2 separate regions of the Homo sapiens genome follow, and region 2 is linked to region 1. A link is an interaction called in ENCODE POLR2A ChIA-PET data of the cell type or tissue named here. Cell type or tissue: OCI-LY7. All regions are shown on one strand. Links, peaks and the distances in the headings refer to the core of each region. The heading gives the core; the rest is flanking DNA.

What was found. ChIA-PET counts read pairs that join two places held together with the same protein. Peaks named below come from ENCODE experiments on the same cell type or tissue, not always from the same donor. Only the 100,000 strongest peaks of a DNase experiment are listed, where the experiment ranks them.
Region 2: POLR2A ChIA-PET joins it to region 1 with 7 read pairs; 3 of 35 experiments call an interaction of 5 or more read pairs at or near these places.

What each region holds. Positions count from the first base shown.
Region 1 is chr12:45,707,681-45,713,069 of GRCh38, reverse strand. No RefSeq gene overlaps it. Among named protein-coding and RNA genes, the nearest start is that of LINC00938, 18 kb to the left of the region's middle. In OCI-LY7, for the core only: no CTCF peak of the experiment used is centred there; no DNase peak of the experiment used is centred there.
Region 2 is chr12:45,406,065-45,411,453 of GRCh38, reverse strand. It overlaps ANO6 (anoctamin 6), which reads right to left. Exons shown (of 20, transcript NM_001025356.3): 16 at 1,967-2,097. The region is part of intron 5 of LOC105369743 (a long non-coding RNA gene); the gene reads left to right. Among named protein-coding and RNA genes, the nearest start is that of ANO6, 190 kb to the right of the region's middle. In OCI-LY7, for the core only: no CTCF peak of the experiment used is centred there; a DNase peak (open chromatin) is centred at 3,233; H3K27ac peaks cover 1,236 bases.

The DNA.
Region 1 (5,389 bases), core at 135-5,134:
AGGCCATGCCCAAAATGCCTATAATTCCAGCAATTTGGGAGTCCAAGGCGGGAGGATTGCTGGAGACCAGCAGTTCAGACCAGACCGGACAACACAGCGAGACCCTATCTCCAAAAAAAAATTAAAAATTAGCTGGGCATGCACTTGTGGTCCTAACTACTTCAGAGGCCAAGGCAAGAGGGTCACTTGAGCCTGAGAGGTCGAGGCTGCAGTGAGCCATGATTGCACCACTGCACTCCATCCAGGTGACAGAGCAAGACCCTGGCTCAAAAAAAAAAAAAAAACCCCTCCCACCCCCCCGCCCAAAAAAACCTGGCTGCTTAAAACACACACTAAAAAAAATAAATAAATAAATAAAAAATAAACTCTGACCCTTCTTATATTCCTTATCCCTGATGATCACATGCTTCCCTGCATCCCTGAATTTAAAAGATGAAACACATGGCACATGCCTGTAGTCCTGTAGTCCTACCTACTCCGTAGACTGAGACGGGAGGATACCTTGAGCCCAGGAGTTCAAGGCCAGCGTGGGCAACATAGCGAGACTCCATCTCTTTAAAAAAAGAAGTGAAACACAATTTTGAGAAGTGAGGATGAGTTTCTGTTGCATACTTTACTTGGTAATTAAAAAAACTTAACTATTAAAGTAAGATGGTGGCTTATGGCTATAATCCCAGCACTTTGGGAGGCTGAGGCAGGAGGATCACTTGAGCCCAGGAGTTCAAGACCAGCCTGGGCAACATAGTGAGACCTTGTGTCTACAAAAAAGTTTTTTAATTAGCCAGGTGTGGTGGCACCCACCTGTAGTCCCAGCTACTTGGGAGGTTGAGGCGGGAGGATCACTTGAGCCTGGGAGGTCAAGGCTGCACTGAGCGATGATCATGCTGCTCTACTCCAGCCTGGGCAGCACAGCAGGCCCATCTCAAACAAATGAAAACACTATTTGCTGTCATCTATTAAAGTCCATGTTTATTTAGGTAAAAAATATTCTGACAAAACTCCACTTGGATTGACCCTAACTGGAGTATTAAAGCATTATAGGCTAGGCATGGTGGCTCACACCTGTAATTCTAGCACCTTGGAGGCCAAGGCAGTAGAATCACTTGAGCCCTGGAGTTCGAGAGCAGCCTGGGCAACATAGTAGAACCCTGTCTCTGCAAAAAATAAAAACATCCAGGTGTGGTGGTGTGTGCCTGTAATCCCAGCTACTCAGGAGACTGAGAAGTGGGGATCACTCGAGCCCAAGAGGTCAAGGCTGCAGTGAGCCATGATCATGCCACTGAACTCCACCCTGGGTAACAGAGTGAGACCCTGTCTTTAAATAAATAAATAAATAAATAAATCTAAGATGCCAGCCATCTTTGAATTTATGTAAGCCAAACGTTATTAAGTGAAGCATGACTGTATTTTTTTTAATGAACTTGAACCAGATAGAATGTAGGTGTTACAGAAACTAACTGCGAACTACTATCATTTATGATAAATATATACAGTCATGTGTCCCACAATGACATTTCAGTCAATTATGGACCATATTTATGGCAGAGTCCCAAGAAATTATACTATTATATTTTTACTGTACCTTTTCTATGTTTAGCTATGTTTAGATGTGCAAATACTTACCATGGTGGTACAATTGCCTACAGTATTCAGTACAGTAACATGCTGTACAGGTTGTAGCCTCAGAGCAATAGGCTCTACGATATAGTCTTGGTGGGTAGTAGGCTATACCATCTAGGTTTGTGTAAGTACACTCTGTGTTTCCATAATGACAAAATTGCCTAATGATGCATTTCTCAAAATGTATGGTCATCATTAAGTGATGCATGACTGTATAAGAAAAAGTATCTATTTGTTTTAAAGTTGGCTCAGACACACATGGTAGTGAAAAACATTGAAAACATTTGAATGTTTATTGATTTGGTATCTAGCTGTAATCACCTCTGGATTCTATCATGGCATCTGGGTGTCTGAGCAGAAGAAATCCTGGATCATGTGACTTATCCATAAAGAATAGATTCTACATTTAGATCTGATCACGTGCACAGAGTACCTACCCTGTGCCAGGCACATTTGTGTATGGTATTTCATCTAGTCACTCACAGATTATTAAATCAGCTATAAAAAGATAAAATGCTTTTACTTGAAATAAGATTAATGTTCCCTGAGACCCTGCACTATAAAATAATTGTTTTTTCCAGCATAGTCATTTATTACAGTTAAAGGAAAATGTTATAAAACATTTGGATATTTCTCATATGCTCCTTGCATAAAGTAAGCAGATTTATATTTATTTCAATATGATCAAACCCTAGAGCTTAAATGCTTTCTTTTGTATATAATTTATACTATATAAATATTTAAATATACAACAGTAATAGTTAATATTTAAGAATAGTAAATATTTAAATATACAAGAGTTGTCCAAAACAAAAATAAGAGTTCTGGATCTTACTAGCTCCAATACTACTTTACTTTGAAATATTGAATGAGTGATTTCATATTTCTAATATTATTTATCTTTAAAATTGGGAAAAAATATCCTACTGAATATGATTAATTGAGAACCCTAGGTACAAAGTATTCCTTAAATTTGAAGTGATAACTACTGAAAGTGTATCCCAGAGGGAAATGGTCTAGGTTGGAAGATATACATATGGTGGTCATAAAGAACATTCAGCCTCATTGGACTTCTAAAAATATTTTTTTGCTGTGAGTGATAGCCTTTTTTTTTTTAATTAATTTTTTTAACTGCTCCTTACAGAGCAGGGCTACTACACAGGCAGTGTGCCCAGAGTATCCACCAAGCCTTTATTTAAGAGCTACATTTTTAAAAGCAAATATTGGTCTTTAGGGTTCTTTGCGAGGAAATAATACCGCGTGGAGGTATTTGTGATTCTTATATATTGACTCCACAATGGCAGACAATTATCTCCATCATTTGGATCTGAAGCCTATCAAGACATCTAATGTTAATTAGGGCCGGTGCTAGAAATCATGAAATATAGCTCAAAAAAATAGTCTGTGTCTTGAGGTCTCGTACTCAAGCTAAAGAGAAATATAAACATTGATAAACCAATTTGAATATAAAACATGTAAAATCTAGTTGTAATCATTTTCTCCATATTTTACTGTTTTATGACATAACTTTCAAATCCTGGCTGTAATTGTATATTTGCTAATATGTTAATGCTTAACCTTATTTCTACTAAGTTAGGAAAAATTTCATAGAGGAAAGAGAAAATCAGGATTTTTAAATGAGGAGAGGAAGGGTGCTTGGTAAATATAAAAAGAGATTATTCTGGTTTACTGAAGGAATGAAGAAGAGAGACTCTAATGAATGGTTAGAATAGTTTAGCAGTAGACTTGAGAGAGATAAAACAGGAATAAAAATTAGATAGATGACAGAAAACTGACATATGCTTCTTAACAGATTTGTTGATGATTTTTGAAAAGGGAAAATTTTAGTCATTTGTATATGCCCAGAGGAGAGGAAAGCTGGAAACCAGTGAAGAAGCGGGAGCAGTTAGAAACAACATATATGGGGAATTTAGATAGTAGGACACTCAGAAAAGAATAGATCTTCGAAGTGTTAACAAGTTAGTGTCAAAAATTACTCTAAGGCCCCATTAACTAGTACCAATGACTGCAGAGCCTAGCATTTTAAGATGTAACCACTGTCATGATGTTTCTTTAATTTTGCCACTTCCTGGTCTCTTGGTACCTTCTCTGGACACTCTTATCTAAAATAGCTTGTTTATCATTTGTCTCCCAACCCATAGTCCATTAGAATGATATAAACTCCATTTGGTTAATAATTTCTCTCTTTCTATTTTTATTTTATTTTATTATTATTTTTGAGACAGGATCTCATTCTGTCACCCGGACTGGAATACAGTGTTATGATCTTGACCTTCCAGGCTCAAGCAATCCTCCCACCTCAGTCTCCAGAGTAGCTGTGACCACAGGCATGCACCACCACGTCTGGATAATTTTTTTACATTTTTTAGAGACAGGGTCTTATTATGTTGCCCAGGCTTCTGTCTCTCTTTGTATAGCTATATCCTTATTGCTGAGAATAATTTTTAAAGAATTCTAGACCTAGCAATCAGTGTCTTGAAATACAGCCTCTCAGTTGGATATTTAGGATCCATAAATGAGAATGAAATAATCTTAAATTTGTCAGGGACTGCAGAGGTCATGCAGCCTGCTGTTTTTTTACTACCTGCTATGGGTATTTGAGGAAGATTTCTACTACTTAAGTCTTGCCTCAGCTTTGGGAATGACAATTGAGATTTAGTGCTTTTCTTCTCTTTCCTTCTCTTTTCTTTCACTTTGGGATCCAATGTGAATAATTTAACTAGTTTTCCAGTGTGATAAAACTGATCTAGTCCAATCTCTCACCTTATGTAGACATTCCTTCTATGGGATATATTTCCATGGGTCCCATCTGGGAGTAAAGAGCACACTGTTGGGGTGTGTCTGTCTGTATGTGTGTGTGTTTCATCCAACAAGTATTTATTGATTGGCTACTATGTGCTAGGCTAAGGACACAGTGATAAAAAGACACATTCCCTGCCCTTACTGACTTTCTAATGGAAATTTTGCTAGCAGCAAATGAAGTCTCTAAACTTTTTTCCTGTCCTCTCTTTATTCTCAAAGTTCTTTTGAAAGAAATGCAGAATAGTGGGAAGAAATAAAGAACAATGAGAGTTAAACTTCTACTAAAAATGCCCACTTTTAGTTTGTAGGGGTTTTAAATTCAGACCAGTTCAGTTCAACAAACACTGCTGAGCATCTCTAGCCCTTGGCTAGATCCTGAGCAATAAAAGCAATAAAATAAAATTATTATAAAAATAAAAATAAAAGCTGAAATACTCCCTACTCACAAGGGGGGAAATGCAAATGTATAAATACTCTTCAGTATGATAAGTGCTATATGTACCTGTTTTTTGAGAAATCCATTCCACTGGGTGGTCTAACTAATATAAAGTTCTTTCTCCTTTAATTTAAAATTTTTTCAAGACACGGTCTTGCTCTGTTGCCCATACCGGAGTGCAGTGGTACAATCTTGGCTCACTGCAGCCTCAACTGCCTGGGCCCAGGCAATCTTCCCACCTCAGCCTCCTGAGTAGTTGGGTCTACAGGCATGTGCCACCATATCCAGCTAAATTTTTAAAAACATTTTGTAGCTACAGGGTCTCTTTATGTTGCCCAGGCTTGTCTTGAACTCCTGGGCTCAAGCAATCCTCCCGCCTCAGCCTCTCAAAATGCTGGGATTACAAGCATGAACCACCACACCCGGCCAAGTTTTTTGTTATGTTAAACTAAAATCTGCTGCTTTTTAATTTCTGTTCGTTTGTCACAGGTTTGTCCTCTGAGCTCTTCA
Region 2 (5,389 bases), core at 174-5,173, 300 kb after region 1:
CCTGTTGCCCACACAGTGACAGACTGCCTACTCCCAGAAATTCAGAAATCAAGTTTTCTAAGTCATTAGATACTATTTAGATAACAGGAAAACAACCTAATAAACCTAAAAATCTGTCTATAACAGCTGTTATTCTATACTTTCTTGTAGGGCAGGATGAGGCAGAATTATTTGGTTGATAACTATTTTAAAGAGCCTATGAAACTCTAAAAGTCCTATCAACTTCTCCCCAAAGCACATGACCATATAACTTTCCCTTCTGATGTCATTTATTTGACTAATCAACTACAGAAAAATAACTTTTTAAAAATAATAAATGACATTCTGCCCCAGGATTTTTAAAAATGCTGTTAATAGTTCCAATAAGAAATATTTACAATTATGACTCATTTTTGAACAACAGGTAATTGTCTTACAGTCCTTCTGAAAATCAGCAGAATAATAACTAACTAAGGACAGCTTCTACATATGTACTGCAGCTACACCCTTAATAAAACCTGGTCACAAAACATAACAAAGCAAAAATGAAATTCAAAACAGGCTCCAGGCTGCTGCAAAGTACTGTTGACTAAAGAAGCCACAAGATGAACCTTTTACTCATTGAAGGAAGCAGATGTGTTTCCATGTATAATGTATATTTTTAAAAGCAATTATTTTATATATAGAATGTGATTTAATAAAAACCACCTTCTAACTGCAGACTTGTAAACAGGAACCACAAAGGGGTGTCTTTGCCAACATGCAAAGCCCTGTGCATAAATGCAAAGCCTGTCAACAAAAATGATGTGTTTCTTTTTCTATTCTCCTAAGCTTAAAAAAAACTGTAATTGAATGCAATGGTTAGCTGAAAGGGCACAGATAAAAACCATGTAAATTGTTAGCCATCTATTAGATATAAGCGTGTCATGCATAATACAAAAGGTGGTGTTTCCTATGGAAATCTATTTTGAGATGCTTCCGTTTAAAGGCAACTGAGAGGTCAAAATCAAGTTCTACTGAAAAGAATTAAGAGTCCAAGCAAATAATATAAAAATGGACCAAGGCATTTAGGAAAGAGAGGACCTGTGCTAAATCTTAATTCCAGACCAGCACAATGGTTCCAAATTCAGGCCAGTTATGAGCCATGAAGTCACTCAAGGAACCAGGCAGAAACCACTGGCCAGAAGAAATAGGCTGTCAAAGGCAGGCATGAGATGTGAAAGTGGGCATCCCGGGACCATTCCTGCCACGAAGCTGCATGCTCCTGCAGGCTTGCTTAACTGACTCAGTTCAGAACTGTATCGGCCAACAGCTGTGCCTGCACGGACTCCAGGCCAAGCTGAATCACATCTAATTACAGTTGCTGAGTTCATTCTCAGACAACATGATTAGAATGCTTTAAGAATTCGTGGTAAAGATGGCCGGGCCCAGTGGCTTATGCGTGTAATCCCAGCACTTTGGAAGGCTAAGGTGGGTGGATCATTTGAGCCCAGGAGTTTGAGACTAGCCTGGACAACATGGTGAAACCCTGTCAGTACTAAAAGTCCAAAAATAAGCTGGGTGTGGTGGCGCATGCCTGTAATCCCGGCTACTCAGGAGGCTGAGGCAGGAGAATTGCTTGAACCTGGGAGGTGGAGGTTGCAGTGAGCCACGATTGTACCACCACACTCCAGCCTGGGCTACAGAGTGAGACTCTGTCTCAAAAAAAACAAACAAAAAGAATTAATGGTAAAGATGTACCTCAATGAATATTCCATTTCATTGCCCAGTAATAAATTTCTAGCTTTTTACAACATAAATATTGACAAAGACATACATGACCACCTTATCTGAAAGCTGGATTGTATAATTTTATCTAGTGGAGAAAAACATACTCTTCTTCATTTCAATATGCTAAATGTTAATATGGCTCAATAACAGATGCTTTTGGTATCCACAACATACTCTAACATGTTTTATATCACTAAAAACTTCACTAACAACTTACTCATTTCAAGATATTCATAAAATAATCCCAGTTTGCCCATAGGCTGCAGATGGTAGTCCTGTTCCCATCGTGGGGTTATCTTTTCTGATCCAGAAACTCTGTGAAATCGCCCAATTAGATTCATGATCCAGCTGCCAAAAAGAACAATTTATAAATTAGAACGAATATTATCAGGCCAAGGTCATAAAAATATTTTGCTGCTATCTCAAAGCTGCACAAGTAATCTTCCCAATAAACTATTTTTTTGTTTGCATGCTAAATTTGTTTTTATTTCTGCCTCCTTATTCCAAAATATTTTGAAAAATAGGACTACACACCAGGGTTTACCAAAGCTGCAGCTGCTACTATTTTTTTCTCCTACTTTTTCCCTATGGGCAGCTTAATTTTTAAAAGGCATGTTCCTTTATTTGATTAACTTCAGTTGTTTGTTTTTTCATTTCCCCCTTATCATTCAAAATAGTCTTGCCAGTATGAAAATCAACAGAGAAAACAAGGTAGAGTATGTGAGCTGGTGGTAAGTGCTGTGGAGAAAACTAAGCAGGGCAGGGAGTGCTTGCATTTGTGTCTAGGGAGGTGGCCAGTGAAGGTCTCCTTCAGAATGATGTTGAATAAGGATGTGAAGGAGACAAAGGAGTGGGAAACCTGGGGGAAGAAGTCCCAGGCAGAGGGAACGGTGATGACAGAGACCCTGAGGCAGGAGCAGGTCTCCATGGTTCACAGACAGCACGCAGGGTAGGAATAAGAGACCACTGTCAGGATCTGGGCATTTTTTTCCTCGGAGGGAAATGAGGAGCCATTGGAGGGCACCAAGTAGGAAAGTGACATAATCTGACTTTAGATAAAATAGGTCCAATTCCTATTTTAAGCTGAATCATTTAAGGACCAGAGGAGTGAAACGCCTCCTCCAGGTCATAGTGCAGAGCTAGGAGAAAACAGCCTGGACTGCGTCCCAGCGCTCTGTCCACCCGTGGATACTGCCCCGCTGAGCTACCCACTGTCTCTTTTTTATGTCATGTTTTTTTCCCTATCTCAGAATCCTTGTGGCTAAGTGCTTCCCCCCTTTTTATGGCAATTTGTCTGGAAAAGAAATCTGAGTTGGCAGTAAAATGAGGTGTGCACCTGTGGCATAGAGAACTGTTGTCCCCTCAAGCAACTGCCAGCTTGTGGTTTACCTGTGGAGTCATCAGAAGAGGCATAACAACAACTCCAAATACAGATCTAACATCTGGATACACTGGCTGATTAAACATGTGGGTGTGGACTTCAAACTCTGACAATGAGAAGGCATCGCATGATGGTTAAGGACAGTTATTGCAAGAAAACCAGGCAGACCCTCATCCTCTCCATCACATGTGCACACGTGCACACCCAGCCAGCATAAGACAGGCAGTACAAACGGCTCACTCTGCTGGGTTTCCCACTGCTATTGATCTCAGGGCTCACTTTTCACTGACTGCTACTGAAGCTTTACTCAGGGGAAATTATCTCTACTACAGGAGACGTCTCTGACCTCACAATCTTTCCCCACTTCTTTCTTTTTGATGATGTTAGAGAGGCAGCAGGAGGCTGTGGAAAGTGGATGGGATATGAGTTCAGACACCCCTGAATCTGAATCCACACTCTATTTCTTAGCTGGTTAACTTTGGTAAAAAAATAAAACGGGGTGATAAAACCTACATTGCCCAGGGCTGCTGTCAGGATTAAATGATTCAAAATAGGTAACGGATGTAGCACGTTTCCTAACACATCAAAACCTGCTGAATGGGATTTTCTGTTGAGCAATACAGGCTGCACTGGCTGAGGCCAAGTGTAAATATGGCCTATATTACGTAGACTCTTGGCTCAGTTATCCAGGCCACCTGGATCAGTGGTTCCCACTTCAGCACATACAAGCATGACATGGAATGCTTGTGAGTAGTGCAGCTTCCTGTGCTCCCAACTAAAAGGTCTGAGATAAGCTCCAGAATCTGCAGTTTTGCAGTCATTCCGGGGGGGGGGGGGGGGGTGACTCAGGTAGCACCAAGGACCACACATGTCCATCACCCTTCATGACACCGAACTCTAAGGTCACTGGGTGTGGTTTCTATTTGTTTATACTTTGCTTTGCCTCCCAAACTTCTAGCCTCCGCCTCTTGCTGAATCCTTTCCATGCCCTCAGAGAAGCAGGTCTTTTTCTGTCTGGGCTCTAAATCACATCAAAGCTCAGATTCAGGATGAAACTTCTGTCCTGGCAACTACTTGTGTCAGCTGGCGCTTCCGTCTCATATCAGGTCATCTTAGAAGTCTTTCTTACTAGCTTTCATTTCTGAGTTACAGATGCTGAGCCTCTTGTTTGGTTTTCCTGAGTTGAACCACTCATGTTTGGGTTTTCTATTGGTCTGTGTTTCTAGTGCAGGGAGCTCAATCTTGACTTCACATGAGAATCACCCACAGAACTTTTAGAAAAATATACACACCAGATACGTTTTCCCTGGCCAAGGCTAGAAGCAGGGGTTACAAAATAATTTCCATAGGAATTTACCATGTGTATTGTCATAGCCACATCATAAGTTATGCTTTACTAGGTCCTTATTTTGTACAAAACATGGTGAGAAGCACTTTACATCTCACTTCCTCTTCAACTCCATTATCACATTTAATCCACATAATGGAGATGATCATCATTTCTGTTTAGGACGTTCTACAGTATTCCCACTTGCTAATTTTGAAATACAAGCATCCTTCACTATCTGAATCTATTTTATGTGTCAGTTTACTGTTTCTGAACCTAGAGAGTAAGTGTGGATAGTGAGGGACACCTATATTTAGGACTCTGATTGCCTATAGCTCATCTTCTCTCCAAATCCTATCCTGAGAAGGGACATTTTCTCCTAAAACAGTTCTTTTTTCTTATTATATAAATAAGTATACTTATTTATATAAGAAGAGGCGTTTATGTTACAATATACATGTATAAATGTATATAAAGGAAAATTATAGCTATCTACTAAATACCAAACAATTGATACTACAGACATTTTGGATCCTTAATTCTATTATCTCTGACATTTTGTTATAAAAATTTCTCCAGAGTGAGTTAACACAGGAATTATACTAGCCTTTTATTAAGAACAGAATAAAATCCCCAGGAATACCTTAAATATCAAAACACTAAGGTGGAGCTGGGAAGGCCAAAGGGCTCTGAGCTTGCTCTCCGGGTCTCACTGACAACTCTGTAATTTACTGATGTGATGTATCTGAAGCATACAAGGCACTTATTCATTCACTCAGCTGCTTCATACTGAGTCCCTGTCATATGCCAGGTACTGGGGAGGCCCCAAAAGGAACCTGGATCCCTGAGCCAGATATGCTCCTTTCCTTGTTGCAAGAATCCTAGTCAAGGGGTATGGGCCCAAAGGCGGGAGAGGAAGGAAGGAAGAGGAG